Linked DNA regions of Mus musculus: region 1 is linked to region 2. The links are chromatin loops, found by intact Hi-C in ENCODE. Cell type or tissue: left cerebral cortex. All regions are shown on one strand. Each heading gives the region's core, and the rest is flanking DNA. Links, peaks and the distances in the headings are about the cores only.

The links. Peaks named below come from ENCODE experiments on the same cell type or tissue, not always from the same donor. Only the 100,000 strongest peaks of a DNase experiment are listed, where the experiment ranks them.
Region 1: it touches region 2 in a loop (3-fold over the local background); 21 of 42 quality-filtered maps call a loop at or near these places.

Annotation. Positions count from the first base shown.
Region 1 is chr9:121,473,789-121,483,904 of GRCm38, reverse strand. It overlaps Trak1 (trafficking protein, kinesin binding 1), which reads right to left. Exons shown (of 16, transcript NM_175114.3): 16 at 8,986-10,116. Among named protein-coding and RNA genes, the nearest start is that of Gm38661, 13 kb to the left of the region's middle. In left cerebral cortex, for the core only: CTCF peaks have their summits at 4,266 (motif pointing left) and 6,439 (motif pointing left); DNase peaks (open chromatin) are centred at 4,263, 6,421, 7,938 and 8,413; H3K4me3 peaks cover 622 bases; H3K27ac peaks cover 403 bases.
Region 2 is chr9:121,663,845-121,673,960 of GRCm38, reverse strand. Vipr1 (vasoactive intestinal peptide receptor 1) reads right to left here. Exons shown (of 13, transcript NM_011703.4): 7 at 9,284-9,437; 8 at 8,753-8,813; 9 at 8,440-8,509; 10 at 8,061-8,152; 11 at 5,398-5,527; 12 at 5,161-5,202; 13 at 1,007-4,587. The coding sequence ends at 4,396. Among named protein-coding and RNA genes, the nearest start is that of Vipr1, 26 kb to the right of the region's middle. In left cerebral cortex, for the core only: CTCF peaks have their summits at 2,418 (motif pointing right), 4,394 (motif pointing left), 5,579 and 5,778 (motif pointing left); DNase peaks (open chromatin) are centred at 4,365, 5,896, 6,548, 6,801 and 1 more place; H3K4me3 peaks cover 220 bases; H3K27ac peaks cover 2,007 bases.

The DNA.
Region 1 (10,116 bases), core at 3,524-8,523, 190 kb after region 2:
TTGGTAACCATGGTTACTTCTAATTAGCGAGCCAGCTTCCTCTGCCTTCCAGATCTGAGTAGAGGAAAAGTGGAAGGAAAAACAATTCCAGAAAAGTGAAAATGTTAAGTTCTGCCCAGCGCATCCACGGTTGTGTTTAGAGCATAAAAACTGGAGAATTTGCTGCTGGCAAGCTGGCTGCTCCCACCTTCACCTTTGCCCTGTCTCACAGGGAGCTGTAACCACAACCACAGCCCGGGATGTCTACAAAGTCTCCTTGGAAGAAGTAACACCAGGGGCAGAGCCTGAACCGGCAGAATTAAGGTGCTTCATAGTCAACTTTAGGTGTCAACCTCACACAAACCTAGAGTCGCCATGGAGGAGGGAGCATCAGTCATGAGATTGGACTGTGGGCAGTCTGGGAGGCTTTTGACTGAGGACTGATGTAAGAGAGCCCAGTCCACTGTGGGTGGTGCCAGCCCTGAGTGGGTACTTCTGGTCTATATAACAAAGCAAGCCATAGAGGGATCCAGTAAGCAGTGTTTCCCCTATCTGCTTCAGGTCCTGTCTCCAGCCTCCTGTCTCGGCATCCCTCAGTGGTGGACTGTAACGTTAAACAGACCCTTTCCTCCCCAAGTGGCTTAGGTCACGTTGTCTTTCACCCCAACAGAAAGAAAACTTGAACAGGGTAAGTCTTAAGTGCTCGGGATCCTCCTTCTGTAGTAGGTTCGGTAGTGTTCTGGACAGTAGGAAAATGACACAGCTGGCTGTCACAAGCACCCAGCAGGAACTTTTTAAAAAAAAATTTTATTAGGTATTTTCCTCATTCACATTTCCCAAAAGTCCCCCATACCCCCCCCCAACTCCCCTACCCCTTTTTGGCCCTGGCGTTCCCCTGTACTGGGGCATATAAAGTTTGCAAGTCCAATGGGCCTCTCTTTCCAGTGATGGCCGACTAGGCCATCTTTTGATACATATGCAGCTAGAGACAAGAGCTCTGGGGTACTGGTTAGTTCATATTGTTGTTCCATCTATACAGCAGGAACTTCTTGATTACCTGGATTGGGACTTGAGCAGAGAGGAACTCTGGGAAACTGTCCCAGAGTCTGATCCAGATTTCCTAAGGGATAGGAGTAACACATACACACACAGGCACACACATAAGCACACACACACACATGCACTCAAACTCACACTCTCAAGCATACAAGCACACATGCACATCATGTCCACACATAAAACACACACTGCACACGCCTGTCCCTGGAGTCTTTTTTCTTTTTTCTTCTTTTTGGTTTTTCAAGACAGGGTTTCTGTATATAGCCCTGGCTGTCCTGGAACTCACTTTGTAGACCAGGCTGACCTCAAACTCAGAAATCCACCTGCCTCTGCCTCCCAAGTGCTGGGATTAAAGGCATGCGCCACTCAGACCTTCTTAAAGCCCCATCTTCCACCTGAACGAGCCCACAGCTGAGTCCAGGAGTGTGCAAGGCTCCTGAGTCTCTGGGGCTTTCTCTACATCCAGGAAGAAAGATTTCATTTACAATGAATGAAAGAATGAGCCAGGTTTACAGTCCACACTGGCCATAGCAGACAGACAACACAGCTATTGTCAGCCTCTGTCTGGGAAAGAAACCTGAGGTGGAAGCTGGGCACTGTGACCTTTGGCCTGAATGGCAACCTTCTGAGGCTGTTATTTATTCTTCCCACCTATTTACTCAAATGCTATTTACTGGTCTGGGGGTCTAGGGCCTGTCTTACAAGGATGAGGGACTGAGTTCAAATCCTCAGCTCCCATATAAAAGCTGAGCATGACAGCAAGAGTCTAACCTCAGTGTTCTGAGGATGGAGCCAGAGAGATCCCACAGCTCACTCTGCAGTCAGTCTAGCGAGCTGGTGAGCTTCAGCGTCAGCAAAGAAACCCTGTGCCTAAGTATAAGGTGGAGATTGGTTGAAGAAGACATCTACATTGATCTCTGGCCTCTACATGCATGTGATCATGCTTTAACATGTAATACACATGTGTATTACATACACAACAACAACAACAGAGAAGGATTTCCTGGGTTGACCTGGTGCAGGCGCACACTAGGATACAATGTGTGAGACAGAGGCTTAGTGCCCCAGCTTTCTCTGTCTTGGGCGACAAGTCAAGTTCAGAGGCAGAGAGGTAGACTGGTTCCATCTGGATGCCTGCCTCTGGGGACATGTAAACACAGCACGTGCCAACTTGAGCTCCTGACTACCCCCTGCTCTACAGGAGGCAACTCCATCGTCCCCGCAGGTGCTTTAGGCATCCTGATCCTTGGCGTCTGATTATTCTCCACATCTGCCACCTAAACTGTTGACAGATCTTGTTGAATTGACTATAAGATGTGTTCAGAACCTACCCTGTAGGGTGCAAAGTCGGCTCAGTGGTTTAAGTACTTACTGGGAAGTCTAAGGACAGAATCTGAATCCTCAGAACCCACGTAAGTTCCTGGTCGGCAGAGTTTCAGCCTCTGAAGGTGACACAGGGGATCCCAAAGCTCACTATTGAGACCAGCCACATCGATGAGCTCTGGGTTGGCTTGATAGGCCCTGCCTCAAGGAATAAGGTTTAAAAGCGATGGAGGATAAGTCTGACACCAACCTCTGGCCTCTACATGTGCGCATACACACTACTGCACACACACTCACACACTTGTGAATGTGCATACACGTATGCACATGCCATACATGTGGGGTTTCTTTTTTAAAGATTTATTTATTTATTATATATATATGAGTACACAGTAGCTGTCTTCACACACACCAGAAGAGGGCATCAGATCCCATTACAGATGGTTTTGAGTCACGGTGTGGTTGCTGGGAATTGAATCCAGGACCTCTGGACAAGCATTCAGTGCTCTTAACTGCTGAGCCATCTCTTCAGGCCATCACATACGGGGTTTTAATAATTTTTTTTTTAAATTGCTTGCTCTGCACTGCTTGCAGACTTGCCACCTTGCAGGATGGCAGCCCACCAGTGTCCTTGCTTCCGAGGAGGCTTCGGGTCTGCAGCCCTGACTCCTGGGCTTCACTGTGCATCTGTATCATGCTGGGACGTGCATGTGGCTCAGCTCTTTTTGAAATGAAAATTGTTCTACTCCCAACAAGGAAAGAGATCAGGTCAGCTAAAGACAAAGAGGTGGGTGTGACCCCGGTGGCAGAGAAATTAAGTCATAACCGCTAACCAGTTAACAAGGCTCTGTTTTCAAAAGATGGAATGTACAGAGTTGGGATTTGATTATTGCCACCCTGGGGATTAAATCTAGGACCACACACACACACACACACACACACACACACACACACACACAGGCAAGCACTGAGACGCTCCCCTAGCTAGAGAACATGGGTTCTGTACCTGTGGCAGGAATCAGAGAATCTCTCTTCTGCAGGATTTGGGAAGAGGTGTGGAGTTGATAAAACTGAGATGGGTGATGTAGCTGTCTTGAGAAGCGCTCCAAGGAGAGTGCTGCCTGGATGCTATTCCTGCAAGGAGGGCTGTGGCCACTGTTGTTTGATACTACTCCTGGAGCGATATGAACAAATAAATGTCCACTAACCTCAGATAGAAGATAGGGAACCGGGCTGGTGAGATGGCTCAGTGGGTAAGAGCACCCGACTGCTCTTCCAAAGGTCAGGAGTTCAAATCCCAGCAACCACATGGTGGCTCACAACCATCCCTAACGAGGTCTGACTCCCTCTTCTGGAGTGTCTGAGGACAGCTACAGTGTACTTACATATAATAAATAAATAAATTAAAAAAAAAAAAAAAAGAAGATAGGGAACCAACGACAAACAGTAGTATGGGAGAGCCAAAGTCCAGCTTGGCGAACCAATGAGACTTATTGGAATATGGGTGAGGGGTTACTTACAGGAGCAGAAATGACTCAGGGACAGCTGCATCACCAAAGCCCACTCTAACAGTGACAGCTCACGAAGCTGGGAGCCTGGAGCACACTGCACAGCCTGCAGGCCTCTCTGCAGGTGGAGAACAGTCCTTTCCAGGTGGCTCCCAGGTGGCTCAGCTGGTCCCAGCCTCTCCTGAGCAGCTTGTGTACCCTTGGGGAGGGAGAAGTCTACTAATTCTGGTCAGTTTCAGGGACTTCCTGAAGCTACACTGAGTTGTTTGCTTCCTGTCCTAACTAGCTTCCCTTCAGGATGGGGTATATCCCTTCCTTTTAGGACACCCTATTGTTTTACCTCCGAATAAACAGGCTTCAATCTGATGCAACTGCTACACAACAGTGACACCTTGTGGTGGGGACAGGGGAAAACGACATACTGTAGCAGGGAGACAGCAAATTCATAATCAGTGCAACCGCGGTCCCCTTGTTTCCCATGCTGGGTGTGTTGTTGCGGTTCACATGTCAAAGCACCCACAGGTTGCTGAGCCCCCAGACAGGGTTTAGAAGGAACAAAACACAGGCTGAGTGTCTCCCATATGCCCTGAACCTCCCCTTGGGGGACAAGCGTGAGGGTTTGTTTGTTTTGTTTTGTTTTGTTTTGTTTTTCTTTTTGGAAGAGCTTCCCCACTCCACCTACGCTTCTCTTGCAGCTAAGCCATAGGCTCATACAAGCCGCCCCACACCCCCAGCCTCTCGTGGGCTATAGGTTTATGACGGTGGACTCCATTGTCAGCAGTGTGGACCACATGGACAATGGTCTCCTGGTGATGGCATCGGCTGGCATGCTCCTTCCTCCCTGGCCACTAAGTCTGATTCTCTGACTTTAGGGAGGCTCCCCTATGTAATCACTATCCTTCAATAAACCTTAAAAAAAATCTCTAACCCAGCAGTTCTCAGTCTTCCTGATGCTGTGACCCTTTAATGCAGTTCCTCATGTTGTGGTGACCCCCCCACACCATAAAATTATTTTTGTTGCTATGCATAACTATAATTTTGACACTGTAATGAACTATAATGTGAATATCTGTGTTTTCAACAGTCTTAAATGATCCACGTGAAAGGGTTGACATGGAAGGGTCACGACCCACAGGTTGAGAAGCAGTGCTCTAACCCACCCAGAGTCAATTTCTTGCATTCACAACTAAGAGGCTTAGCTTGTGTGAATGCCAAGAATATCCTGTTTGTTGTCTTACTCTTACATTAACGTTGAATGCTTCATAAAGAATCTTTTAAAGGGCAGGGAAATCAAGGCACAGTGGTTGAAATAAGGTGGGTCCCAAGAGAGGGGGGAGGAGGAGACCCTCAGAATTTATGCAGAAATGGGTCAGAATCTTGAAGGAGAACCTGCTTCCTTCATGAAAAACAAAACCAAAAAAAATCAAAGACAGCTGACAGCAAGCTTGTGAGTCTGTGAGTCTGGACACAGGAAGCAGGGAGCTCTCCTGTGCAGTGTCTCTGTTTTCGCTGTAAGAGAGGGCAAAGGTGTTTGTTAGCAGAGTAAGGTGAACATAGAACACAGAAACAGGAAGGCCTGTTGTAGTGTCTAGAGAGCCAGCAAGCCTGGCATGAGTTGTCCGTAAAACCATCCGGCCTTAATGAAGCCTAGCTGAGGTAGATAAGGCAGACCAGCACCTGCACTCCTGGCTTATCCTCTCCACTCTTAATCATTTCAGGACCCCTGCTTAGGGAACGCTGCTGCCCACAGTGAGTTGGATCATGCTATATTGACTACCTTAATTAAGATACACATGCACTCACACTCATGAACACACACACACACACACACACACACACACACACACACACACGCACATGCACACTCCCAAAGGCCAACCCAAATGTAGACAATCCCTTAATGAGACTCTCTTCCCAGGTGATTCTAAGTTGTGTCAAGTTGACAATTAATAAAGCTGACATTAGATGGGCCTATGTCCAAGCCCATCTGAAGGAACATCTTAATAACACATAACATTTTCATAATTATCCCTAAGATGCTTTCTGGATGGTCAAGGTGTGGTATCGAGTGTGTGTGTGTGTGTGTGTGTGTGTGTGTGTGTGTGTGTGTGTGTGTGTATGTGTGTGTGAAGTGTTTCCTCTCCCATTGGATGCTGAGTTTTGCTATTCTTCATTGCTGTGCCTCTCTAGCCCCATGACTTCCTGATGCCCCAAGCACAGGGACTCAGTTCCCTGCATTCATGACCACGTCTGCTGCCCCCTCACAACCTCCACTCAAGCCTGTCTGGATCCTCAGAGCAGTCTGAGGCAGCCGCTAAGTGGGTGCATGGAGCTTCTAAGAGGGAGAGCCAATCCCCCGCTAGAGAGGCCCCTGAGAAGCCAGGCCTGCTCCCTGGGCGTTTTTCCCAACCTTAACCCCAAGCAAAGCCCCGTTGCAAGTGATGGCCCGAGTGGGGTTAAGAGTGAGACAGAAACCAGCACTCAACTGCTTTTCAGGGGCGAGCAAAAGTCCCATCTGGCGATCGCTTATCCAGGGCCCAGTGCCAACAGGCCTTCTTTTATCTCTGAGCGCCCTCTACTGGCCGTGAAAACAAACTCCTCTTGGGCTATGATCGAACCAGGAGCTCACGCATCATTTTCTTCTTCAACCCCCTTTATACGCTTCGGGGAATTCATATTGATGCCTCCCTCTGTCTGCCTTCTCCAAGATGGTATCAAGCTCTGAATGCAGTACTGCTAGACCTGAAGGGGAGGCTTCTGCTATTCTCTTTGGTCCCATCCACAAGGCTCCTGGATTCACCTCCCTTCCTGCTCCCGGACTGTGCGTGGTAGTGAGTCCTCACATCTACGTACGGCTGGACACCTTTCTGCTGAGACCCATCTGCTGCCATTTCTCCTTCCCCATTGCTCAAGGGAATCGTAACCCTGTGGTGGAAGTGAGCCTTAGGGTGGGGCTGTGTAACGCCTTCCTTCCTAGCCCCTGTAAAACTGGATCCTCTGTCCTTGGCTCCTAAGACTCATTCCAGGCTTTTCCCATAACCTGGAATTCAGACCACTAGAAAAGGGGAATCAAATGCATAATGAATATTGCGAACCTCCAACCCCTCCCTTTCCTTGTCTGCTGCAAGAACTTCCAACCACTCAGTTCTTGACATAGTAATTGACTAGTGAACCTAGGAGCCGGTAGGGTGAAGATTACACCGGACTGGGAGAGAAATGAAAAGAAAGAAAGAAAGAGAGAGAGAGAGAGAGAGAGAGAAAGAGAGAGAGAGAGAGAGAGAGAGAGAGAGAGAGAGAGAGAGAGAGAGAGAAAGCAAGTAAGCAATGGTCCAGCAAGCTTCCTCTCCAGGTCTGGTTTCACATCAAACTGTGTACTTAGCCTTTTCTTCCCTCATAGTTCAAAGCCAAGAACTTGACATCTTTGTTTCCTGATTCTCCTACTGGCCTTTTTAGGGACTCTTGTCCTTGGGTTGGACAACCTGAGCTGGGCGTGAGGCGTGAATTTGGGAGGGTGGGGAGAGGGAAGTGGATATGGGAGGAGTTATGAAGTTGCCAGTGAATAGGATTAAGATACATTGTATGACATTCTCAAAGAATTGAGAAAATAATGTTTTTAAGATAAGACGCGGGGTCCTAACTCAGAGGGTCCCTTGTAGCATCCACAAGCCACATCGACTTAGCATAAACAGTTTCTTTCCCTGCAAGTTGTAGCTTAGCAGAGAACTTCCTGTTCCGCAACCTTGGGATGCTGAGGGTGAACCCCTCTTGCATCAGTATGTGAAGGAAGAGAGGAACCCAGGGTGACACCAGGGCCTGCCACCCCTTCTATGGTTGTTCTCCTCTCTGTCTGAACACTCGGTCCCTGGCTGTTTGGAACGGTTTCGGAGGAGCCTTAAGTATGCCACGGCTCACTGGAAGAAGTGGTCGATGTGGCTGGCCTTGCCTTGCGGTTTGCTGGCCCAGCCTCCCTCCCTGTCTGGCAGTGCAATGTGACCAGATGTCTCCCATGCTCCTGCCCCCATCCTTGCCCACTGTGATAGACAGATTGTATTCTCTTGAGCTGCAAGCTAAAACAGTATCTCCTCACCTTTAACTGCTTCCTGTCAGGTACTGGGTCACAGCAATGAAAAAGTAAATTCTCTCTCACCGCCTTTACCTGCCAGTGGGCTGCCTCACTGGCTGTCCCTACTCAAAACACACTCTGCCCCTCACCAGCTGCTTTCTCTGTTCTCACGTGGTAGAGCTATCGCCCCCTCCTTACAGATTAAAAGGGTGGAGGCCTCCAAAGACAGTGAGTGGCTTGCTTGAGGTCATCATTACGAAATGGTTGAACCTGGCAATTTGCTCAACACCAGTGTCCCTGACATTCATGCCACGACCCCAATGTCCAACACTCATGCCACATGCCAGCATCCCTGGCACTCATGATGCCACGCTCCCCCCAGCATCTACCTCCAGAGGCAGCACAGTGAGTTTAGTCTTCCCTCTTCACACTTCTGCTGGTAGCCTTTACCACTCTTGGTTCCTAAGAGTATCAGCAGCATTCTATGGGAGGAAATTTGACACTACCTCTCTGGTGATTCTCTTTGTGACGTCATACCCATGTGGGGAATCTCTTACACAAGGCGGCTTTGATTACTGTGTTTTAGTCATAAAAGATGAGAATCAGCTCTGTGACTGCCTGTAGGGGACTGGCTCATAGAAGGACCAGTATGTTCACAGGATTGAATTTGTGTTCAGTGGAGCAGCATACAGCCCTGAAGAGTGCATCAGGGTCCTGCAGGGAACTTGTCCATGGAATGCTATTATGTTGGGAAAGGATGGAGGGATGAGAGACTGGGGGGTATATACCTTTCATTTACCATGCCCCCCAAAACAATGCCTTCAACTCTTAAAGAGGTGAATTTCCTGATGAGAAGCTATGTACACACCAAGGCTAGAGAGATAGCTCAGGTGGAAGAGCACATCCTGCCTTTGCAGAGGACCTGAGTTTGGTTCCTGATACCCTGCTAAAAATGACCGGTGATTCCAGCTCTAGGGGATCCACTGCCCTCTTCTGGCTTCTGAGGGCAATTGCATTCAGGTGGACACAGACATACTAAAAAAAGACAAAAGCTTTCCATCTTTGAGCTTGTTTTATTGATATTCGTTAGTGAATGAAATCTTGTGGCTGATCCTGACGCATCACAACACGATTTTTTTGGTAGTGTTGCTTAATGTTGATCACCGGTTTGCTAACAATCCTATCACCACCTCTAAAGTGCCGGTTCTTAACACTGGCGCTTCCAGTGTGGACGGGAGGGAGGCCCCTCTGAACACGTGACGTGGTCCATCCAAGCCAAAGTTGTCACCCTCCTTTCCTCTTCTACCTACCGCTTTAAAATACATTCAAATAAAGTGTAAGTGACTGCACGTATTTGCAGCAGCCAGGAGAGCAGAGAACGTGATGAACCAGCACTCTGTTTGGAGAATAAATAGTTTGAAATCGTGGGACTGACGCTGGCTGCTTGGGGACCTTCTCAAAGCATCCTTGGTGGGCATAAGGTGACCCGCCTCCATTCAAGGACACATCTTTTGCTGAGGGTGGGGGAGTTGTTCATGTGACAATTTCTTGTACACAGGATGCTATCCTTCCACCGATGTCTGGGGCAGGTGACCATGTGACACACAGACATACAGCCATCCTCAGACAAAAGTAAATAAATAATATACCTGGGCTGGATTCTCTCTCTCTCTCTCTCTCTCTCTCACACACACACACACACACACACAGAGGCTTGAGCTGGAAGCGGAGACGGCATCTGATTAAAATACAGCACACATGGATAATAAATAAAAATTCATAACTGCACAGGTGACAGCAGCAGGCCCAGGCCACGCTCACTTGCTCACACTTCTTCCACTCATAAGCACCTCTGATCTTTTCCTATGGGCAGAAATGGGATGAGGGGACAATGGACTTGGGGGATGAGGAGGAAATTTAATTCTAGTTTTGAAATGAGGGGACTAAAAACTGCAGCCACTGAGGACCACAGAGCTCTACGATGTGGCCTGAGCTCCCTTCAGAGTGAAAAGGGGCCAGCAGCCATCACGCTTGACACACCTTGGCTCAGGATGCCCTGAGGTGTGCTGTGACTTCGGCCCTTCCCCTCCACCGTGTATAGGTTTAACAGTCCTGTCCCCTTCCCCATGATCCTATTGTTACAGTGAGAACTGGTCATACATCACCCTGGCTGTGACATTGGGT
Region 2 (10,116 bases), core at 2,019-7,018:
CCTGTCCCCGCCCTGAGCCATGGCTGGCTCCGTGTCTTCAGCTCTAAGGCACATAAACCAAGCAACTCAAGTGAAGGCAGCCAAAGACCACACATGTCCCCAGAGAGCCACAAAAGGAGACCGAGCTAGATTTAAAAAATGAATCAACTTGCTTTATGGAAGCTTGTCTGTCCTAGTTTGCTTTCTGTGGTTGTGACAAAACACTTTACCCAAATCAAATCAACACTTTAAAATGTATCACTGAGGGAATCGGAGGCAGGAACTGAAACAGAGACCATGGAGGAATGATGTCACTGGCTTGCTCCTGCCTCTGCTCAGCTAGCTTCTGTACACAACCTAGGCCCACAGGCCCAGGGGTGACCATGGGTGGACTAGATCCTCCTCCATCAAAACAATGCCCCCACAGGCATGCATGCTCGACGGCAATCTGATGGAGGCAGTTCTAATCTGATGGAGGCAGCTCCAATCTGATGGAGGCAGTTTCTCAGTTGAGACTTTCTCTTCCTGTGTGTCTCTAGTTTATGTCAAGTTGAATTCCTCCTCTTGACACCCATTATCCCTTAGGTCCTGTGTGGACATTGACAGGGTGACCTCGTGACCCATCCTCCTCATCCTTGTGCTCGACAGAAGGTAAGTTCTAGATGGACTGTCTTTCTGGATAAGGGTGTTCTCCTTCCTTCCTGTGGATGGGCTTCTGGGAAAACGGTGCTCAAACATTGGCAGGCATCTCACAGACCAGGGAGCACTAACTGAGAAGGAAAGCGGAAACACTGGGGTCTACGCTGACATGAGCCTTTAGCCCTGGGGCTGTCCCGTCTAGTTGGCATCACCCTGGTCCTTTGTGGAAACACAAATGACCAGCCTGTATGCTCCAATGCTTGCACCACAGTGGCATCCGGGAAGTCAGGGATACTGAGACTCCTGGGCTGTGACAAGGGCTAGGGTGTGACACTATTGAGGCAGTTCTGAGGGGGGCAGCATCTAAGCGGGTAAACAAAACAGCAGCTCAGGACTCAAGGTAAATAATATTTTAATGCAGTATTTTAAAATATCAAAATTAATGCAAAAATACAGGATAAACAATATGTCAAGACGGAATCAGGACTGCTAACTGGATCGACTCTTTTTGTGTTTCCAGGTAGGGCACAGCCAAATGACCCCATCTTTGACAAGATATAGAATATCTGAGGCACGACCAGGGGTTCTGGAAAGCTGGGTTCAGCATCTGCCTCTACAATGACTTTTCCTTCTCTATTTTCTGGTTATCCCATTTGCCTTGTGTGGAGGCTGGGGCATTGCCAAGATGGCCTCCTGACGCATCCCTCTGGCCTGCTGCGGTTGCTCTGTCCTTTTCCTGGGAGGCCAAGTCTTTGGGGCCATAGACTCCCGAAGCTATTAATATCTTGGCCATCCCTGCCTAGAGCAGGGTGTTTAATGACTGCCAGCTGTGGTCCCGCCCCTTCCCCTTCCCCCAGAGAGATAAGAGCTGTTCTTGTTCCCACATGGGGGTAGGGAAGCTGGCCACTGCTCATTAAAACAGACCCTGTGTGGCAGCTAGGATGGAGGGGCTGAGTCAGTCTCCTCTCCAGACTGTGCCCAGCACACCCCATGGGGTGCCTGGGGACTTGCCCGGACACTCACTGTTCCTTCCAAAGGGACTGCTTTGGTCTTCCTGCCCTCTGTCCCTTTAGGTTGTAATTTCTAACCGCCTTAGAGGGGCTCTTCTCAGATACCCTGCAGACACAACATTCAGCACCTGGTCCCAAACCAGGCCATTGTCTCACCTCCTCTCTTTCCTGTGGATGGCCTGGCACCCTTTCCAGACCTGGGTCCTTCTCTGTGTTAACTAACCACTCCCCATCTCTCAGCCTCATCGGAAGGATAGACCTTCTCTTTGTCTCTACTGGCAAGTGCCCCCCAAACTTGGGTGTCCCTGACACCCAACACATTCCCTTGGGATTCTAGGACCACTCCCAGCCCTCAAACACCTCAGTGCTGTTCTGCTAGCCGGTAATCCAGTCTCTTCCGACAGGCTGTGTCCTGAGTGGGAGGACTGCCTGTGAACAAGCCTTTCCCACAGAACGAACCTTCTCTGGACTCAGATTTACGGATCCCTGTCCATACCCGCTTCAGCTAACTAGCCTTTGTCCTTGGAGATTGTGGGTAGGGTTCAGTTTTAAGGAGCCACCAGGGGCTGGGTTCCATCAGGTCCTTTTGGGTCAAGGCAAGACTCACAAGGGGCCAGTGGTTTGGCCTGAGGGCGAGGTGTGGGGCAAGCCTTACGTATGGTCCACACACCACTCTTGGGAGCTCAGTAATGGAGCCATGCTTTCGTTGTTGGTTGTCTCCCAGGGTGAGACCTACTTGACAATAGGAAGCCCTAAGGTGGCCAAAGTTGGTCAAGTCTTTGAAGTGCCCACTAGATGGCGATAGAGATGAGTTCGCCTGCCAAAAGGTCCTGGGTGTCCTGGAAGTCCCAGGGCTGTCACTAACCTAGGATGCCAGCACAAGTTTTCTTAGCTCCTCACCCAAGCCTCCCAAGTCTCTCTTTATTCCGAAATGCCCTCCAATTAGCCTCTCACCTCCTAACTCTGCTCGTCCTCTCTTGAACACACTTTGAGTTTTACTCACTTTGTCCTCTTGGCTGGTAACTGCTGCTCTCCCAGGGCCCTGCGCCTTACGCTGGTGCCACAACACAGCACTGCTGGGGAAATCTTGGTCCCATTCATTTAGGCAGGGGGTTGGTACTGGGTGCAGCAGCCTTTGAATGGGGTATGGCAGGCAGGTTTGAACCTCTGCTAGCCCATGCTGGCTTCTTTACACCAGCCTGACACCCACAAGTTTACACAAGTGTGTTTGCACAAACCCTTGGGAGCTAGCTGTCTCTCACTGACCAACCAATGTCACCTGCTTTGCCCCACTGCTCTGTCTACTCCTTTCCATTAGCCAGACTGGCCTCTTCTCACTTGTGCTGGGGAATCTCCATTATTGAGCCCTCTTGGTTGGCTCCTAGGCAGCAGCGACCTGGTTGCTGCATTTCCTGTTTGCTGTGTTTTCAGGAATGATGTCGAACCCTTGCTGGCTGTGACAGCTCTGTTGGCTGTTTTGATTTGGTCTGAGGCAGAATCTGTCTCCTCCCAGATGGGTTTAGGGGAGGGAGGGTCACAACGGACCCCTGTCACAACCTCTTCACATTTACATGTGAATCAAAGGCTCTTGTGTGGGGCTCCTGCCCAAAGCCAGAAGGGTCATCTCTCACTAGAGCAGAGGTGACACAGCTGCTTAGAAGAAGCAGGAGACCCACAGTGGCTAGGGGAACCAAGCCTGCTAGAGCCAATGTTTATTGTCATACAAGCCTGGTGCAGCTCTGAGAAGAGCCCGCTGACACCAGTTTGGATTAGAAGCCATTATCGCTATAAAGATGGAGGGAGGCATAAGATGCCTTGCCCCCTCCCCAGGCTTTTATGTCAGACATAATCACTCTCCACAGGAACTGGAGACTGAGGGTGGCAATAGCATCTATGGTAATGCGACCCCCAGAGAATCCAGCAGACCACAATATGTAAAAAAGGTAGTCTTTAGCAACAGGAAAGGATACCTGCTCTCACAGGACTCAGTATCACTACCAGTGATATCAGGGTGGCCCAGGATCAAGGGGCCTGTGTGCTCATGCCTCTGACCCTTGCAGCAGTGGTTGGTGTGTAGATAAGCGCCCAGAGGCGGCAGCTCGCTATTGCTTTGGTTGTACATAAGGCTAGTGGACTGGTCCTACTTGATGGACAAAGTCACTTGGTGAGCACGGGCAGGGCTGCCTTCTCCCCACCCCTCCTCCCCAGAGATAGGTCCCTGAGCTCCCAGGTCTGACGATTCACTGGGGCAATTCCATCCTGAGGGAGGACCGCAACACAGCTGTGATCCCCAAACTGAAACTCCAGGTCACAACCATATCTGCCTGAGGTAGAAGAACTCACCCACCCGGAAGAGCTGGCAGATAAACGGAGGGAGGGGGCTGCATCCTCAGAGAGGAGTCTCAATGGCAACGCTTAACCCAAAGCGACTTGAGCGCCCCAGTGGAATTCTAGGCACCGACGGGGCGGAACCTTTTGCCCTCAGAGTTCCAAAGCTTTGAGGGCAGGCGGTTTGCTTTCCAGGAGGTGAATGCAGATGTTGTGCGCATGACTGGCAGAGCAGCCTTGGGTGGTGGAGTCCGATGCTGGTTCCTCCTTGCATCCTCCAGGGTTAGACCTCCCAGCTCTCCAGCTAGCATGGACCGGGTCCTGGCTGCAGCAAAGGATTGTGTCCCTACAAAAGGCTGGAGCCAGCGGCGTCGCTGCAGACCTCTGCTCCAGGGGCTGGCGTGGGGAGGGTGCGAAGGGGCCTGGCGGCCTCTGGCGGTCAGACCAGGGAGACCTCCGCTTGGAAGCTGGAGGAGCGGCGCGCGCTCGGGCTGACGCGGGTCAGCATGGACACCTGTGTGCTGCACGAGACGCCGTTGCTGCCTCCCCACGGGTGTTGTGATTTGGAGCTCCAGCCCAGGACGCCCTGCAGATGCCAACGCCGCCACTTCCGTCGCAGCTCTGCCTGCACCTAGGGGCGGGAAGGGTGGTTAGTTAGTCTCCAGAGCAGCGTTGTTAGGCAGGCTATAGATGTTCCCTAACTTAAGTTGAAAGGCCTGGATGCTATCTTGGGAGGCTTGGGACAGGGCTGGGAGCCAGAGAATCAACTCAGGATCTTGGAGAGAGGGAAGATGGGATGCAGAAAGTCACAAAATGCAGTATAGGGAGGCAGAGGGGTGCTGCCTGTGGAGTGTACCCCAATTTTTCATCCAGGCACGCACTTGTTTGTGGCAGTAACTGCACCTTCCCTCGATGTCTTATTCCCAAATAACCCACACCCATTTAGCTGTAAGTATTCTTCACCTCTGATACGCACAGTATCCCCGCTCTAAAACCCACCCAGGGCTTGTAAAAGTGCAGGCTTTAAGTCCTCAGGTCCTAGGGTCAATCAAGGTTCATTTTAAATGAGACTGTAGGCAACTAGGGCGCTGCAATCTGAGAACCACCCTGGAGAGAGGCAAGCTTTTAACTGCCCTTGCTCTCCAGGATCCCATCGAGGTTTGTAGACCCTGAGCCTGCCCACCAGGATGTGGGAGGCACTCACCTCGCCATTGAGGAAGCAGTAGAGGATGGCCACCACAAAACCCTGAGGAGGAAGAGGAGGTGAGGCAAAAGGACTGCAGGCACTCCCAGCCCCACCCACCCCACCCCACTTCCCCACAGCCCCTTCACCCCTGCTTAAGGAAAGCACTGAGCACAATGGGGGTGCTTATCCAGAACTTATGACTGGAATCTGGGGCCCACGGCAGCTGAGGTGAATTCCTCAGGCCCACGTTCATACCTGGAAAGACCCTACGACGAGTTCAAAGACCATTTTCACCTGGGCCTTAAAGTTGTCGGGGAAGAAGGCAAACATGACATAGTGAACTCCAAACAGAGGGATGAGCAGAAGTGTGGACTTGGCCAGCCTCCTGGGGACAGGGAGAGGTAGGGTGTGGGTATGTATAGCCACATGGGGAGATGGGTGTGGGTATACCAAATGCAATAGTGACCAGACCCTGTGAGGATGAACAGTGGCTGCCCCATCCCCACGGCATGCCCACTCTATCCTGTCCCCTGTCTGTCAGTGATACCGCTCTCCTGTCCCCCTACCTCCTTGCCTGGGGAAAGCACACGAGAGAATTAAACTCCCTTCTTTCTCCCCCTTCTGGAGGAAGGCCACCAAGTATGATGTGTTACGTAAGACTCAGGAGGCAAGACTTCCCGGTCGGTCCCCCCCCCCTCTGGTCTGTGTCCCCAGCTGAAGAGTGAGGCGATGTCACGCTTCGGGGATGCTGTCTCCTCGGAAGTGCTGTGGGTGTCTCCAAGGACACTAGCTCCTAGGAATGGAGCCTTCCCAGCTCCAGGGCTGGCCACATGTGCCCGGTGTGCAGGAGGGTGAGGAGCACTCGCTGTTAGGCCTGCTCATTAGTTAGTGTGTGCACACTTGTGGCTCCTGCTCTTCCTCTGTGGCCCTGTCTCTAGGGGTTGCCTCTTTCCCTGAGACCGCTTCCCTCCCGCATCTCTAGCAGTGCAGAGTCCTGCTCCAAAAGGCCAGCTTGTCTTCCCTCTGCCCTGGTGCCAGCGGGGCCAGCACTCCCTCTATCTACTGCTAAGGCCCTCTACTGTGTATACTCAGCAGACCTCACAGCTGGTCCAGGCGGTAAGGGCCACAGTTTCCTAATTCCCTGGCAGAAAATAGGTCAGGGTGGATGTGGGTGGGATAGAAACACATTTGCCCCTGCCTCTCCTGCCTTGGTTCTGAGATCCCACCCCATGCAGATGCAACCTAGACCTTCCCTCCTTCTTGGGCCTGGCTCCCAGCCACACCTCTTTGGCCATGAACCCATCCCATACTCAGAGTCTGACAGATGGAGGCTTTCTTTAAATTGAGAGTGGGAACTGACAGCCCCTCCTTGGGGATTGCCAGCTCCAGCTCCCCCTTCTGTCTGCGACAGCTGTTCCTTTCCATCTCACCCACACAGACCTGGCCACGACCAGTTTGGGTTCTGTCCCCCAGATTCTAGCCCGTTGCAGCTGGACTTCTGGGAAACAAGGTCGCTGAGGTAAAGGACACCCGTGTGCGCGTGTGGGACAGGAGTGCTGCCTCCCGGCAGTGGGCAAGCCCCGCACGCACGTCTCCTTCTGGGAAAGAGAGGGTTGTCCTGCCCATGCAGCCTGCTAGGGACAGAATGCTGTCACACCAGGAATGGGAGGAAGCGTCAGCCTCAGGCCCGACCGTCACAGGGCTCCAGAACAGAATCCCAAATCCAGCAGCTCGTGACTCCTCCAGTGGGAAATCTTCCAACCACAGCTGAGATTCCCCTAACGGAGGCCAGGTTAAGAACATCTAGGATCCCAGGACTGGATGGCCCTTGTGGGGTGGCCTGCATGGTGGGTCTGTTCTCCATTGCCACTGTGAGTGTAAAGGTTCTTCGGGCCTTTGCAAGGGTGCCCCGGTCATGTTTTATGTTTCCTTCACGTGCCTGCAAGCTCTGATTTCCATAGAAACTTGCTGGCCTTCCCAGTGCCCCTCCTCTTTTCAAGCAGTGAATTACGGCCCTTGCAATGATTAATATCAATTACCAGCAGGACTTAGAATCACGGAGGAGACAAACCTCTGGGCATATCTGAGAGGGGATTTCTGGATGGTGTTGAGGTGGGAAGACCCACCCTGACTATCGGTGGCACCGTCCCGTGGGCTGGGGTCTCAGACTGAATAGAAAGGAGAAAGTGAGCTGAGTGCTGGTGTTCGTCTCTCACTTTCAGATCGGATGCAGGATGACTGGCTGCCTTAAGCTTTACAGCCGAGTCTCTGCCTTGACGAGTGGTGCCCTTGAGCTAGAAGCTAAAGCACGGTTTCTAATTGCTTCCTTAAATTGCCTGTCAGGCATTTTGTCACAGCATCAAGGAAAGAAAATGCCTCCTCTCTTCCTGCCCATAGTGGTGTGCTCCAACTTTGGAGGCTGAGGAAGTTCATATCTGTCTTTTGTACAGCTGGGAACATTTTACTGCGGATCCCGAGTGTGACACGGGCAGAGGCATGGAGACCTCTCAGCCTGTGCCTGATCTCTGTAAGGATGTGATAGCTATCAGTGGGGAATACTGAATGTGGTTGCCTCGATGTGGAATGGGGTCTCCCAGGACATCTCCTGCTGGGCATCTGTTGTATTCCCTTCTCTGCCAGGCATAGGTCAGACTGCACAGTGTGTGAGGCAGGCACAGGGTTTCCACTCCCTTCAAGCTCCCTAGGGCAGCAGTGTGAACCTGAAGGACATTGAGCATCAGGAGAGCAGATGTAGGTGTGGAGGGCTTGGTGATGATGGGCAGGGGATGCTGAGCCTGGCCATGGGGAAGAGTAATGTCTGGCTCTGGGTACTTGTAGGCGTGTGAGGTCATGTGTAGGGCAGTGATCTGAGGACCCGGGGTGGAAGCTTGGAGCTGGGCTGCTGGGCCCACACTCACGAGTATGGGCTGCTATCATTCTTCCCAATGTCGGGTGGCCGTAGCTTCTGAACCAGGATTCGGATGATGCAGATAAACAGGATGAAGTTCACCTGTTGGATGACAAACCCGCGATGTTGGTCACTTAGAGAGAGAAAGCTGGGGTAGGTTGTTTTCTTCTCCGGTGCTGTCCACCCCTCCATAGTACCTCTTGATGGCTCTTCCCTTTGGGGCAAATCATCTGGGACTCTCCTTTGCATCCCTGAGGACCCGCCCTCTACTTTACCCGCTCTAGGGGGAACGCTGGATGCAGGGGTGGTTGATGGAAACCTGAGGCTCCTTTCTGACCTAACCCTCATTTCCTGTGTGCTCTGGGCTCAGCAGTGAGATGACGGCTTACCAAGATGGAGATGAGGATGGGGCCCTTTATGATCCACCACAGTGAGGAGTTGATGATGGTGTCCCAGCACCTGAACGTGGAGACTTGGGTGAGAGAAGTCCTCAGCCTGAGAGTAACCCATCCCCCAGGTGCCTTTGGCTCTGCCCCCAAGCCCAGAATCTGCCACTTCCCACATCTTCCTCCAGCCTCTTACTTTGGGCTTCATGCTGTGGTCTGTCTGTCTACCTGCCAAACCTTGGTAGCAGCATCACGCCCAGGGACTCTGACCCCCAAATGATAGCAGCCAGAGGGAAGGGAAGGGACAGCAGCTCACCCGAAATCCTCAAAATGGATCCTGACAATCGTCCATATCATGATGAACACACTGGGCACTCCTGTGAGGGGCAAAGGAGAAAGGAAGAGAAGGAAATGGGAGCAGAGAGCACATGGAGAGGGTTTGGAGAAGGAACCAAAGAGAGGGGAGGAGAAGGAAGGGTAGAACACTTAGGGCTTCTACCTACAGTGTTCAAGTTGTTCATGTATACCATATAAAGACTCTCTTAGATTTAGTGACGATATATGCCTGAGGGTCTGTGACCACTTAAGTTTTTTTTGTTTTCTTTCTGATTTGAACCCCTTATAGATGGACAGTAGTCCTGTGTGTCAGGATCAGAAAGGGGGAGTAGATGGTTTTTGTTCAGGCTCTGCACTGTAAAGCAGCCGTAGGAGGCTGGGAAGGACCCCAGGGTCACGCATTCTGGGGACATTCATGAATGTCGGTGGAGAACCTCATAAGTAGGCTAGGGTTGTACCCTCCCACCTCCCAGGGAGCTTCCCCATCTTCGCCCCCTCCCTGGTACCATACCCCAGCCGATGAGTATGTACCCCCAGAAGTACTTCCGCTCAGAGAAGAAGGAGACGGCCAGCAGGGTGTGTAGGTAGAGGCCCTCGACCAGCAGCCAGAAGAAGTTGGCCATGACGCAATACTGGAAGAAAACCACTGCTGCCTTGCAGCTCACCTGTGGGGAGGAGCAGAGGGAGGTTCAGGGGTGGCAGGTCCCTCGCTGCCCAACCTCTGGTTTGGGGGGCGACAAACACAGTTGTGCCCAGCCAACTTGGATGCTGTCAGCTTGCAGCCAGGCTTTTCAAACCTGTGCAGTGGGTTTTCCTGTGATCTTGACTTTATATCCTTGGGCACTTTTGGCGGAGCTGGCTATTTAAGTTATCCATCTGTCAGTGTGTCTTCTGCACGTCTTCTGGCTATGGATCCCAGTGTCTCTGGGCATGTCCAATCCTCAGTGTGTGGCTGGCTGCATGTGGCTGAGAATAGCCATGGATGCAGTCCAACACAAAATGGTAAGCTTGTTTAAAATGTTAGGGTTTTTTTTTTTTTTTTTTTGGTCGTATTTCTGGTAACTGCATTTTGAGGTCTCCAGCATGAACCTGACTGGTAACAACATGGCGTCACAATGTCAAAGGTTCCTGTCTGCCTACCCACCTGCCCCTTTACCAGACATTTGTCTATTTGTGCTTGAGTGGGTTTTCAGTCAATCTCACACTGTAACCAGGCTGGTCTAGAACTCACTATGTAGCCCTGGCTGCCTTCCAACTCGCAGCCTTTTGCATCTGGGGTTATAGGTGTGAGCTACCATGCCTGGCCACTTATACATTTATTGACCTCCCCACTCATGACAACTC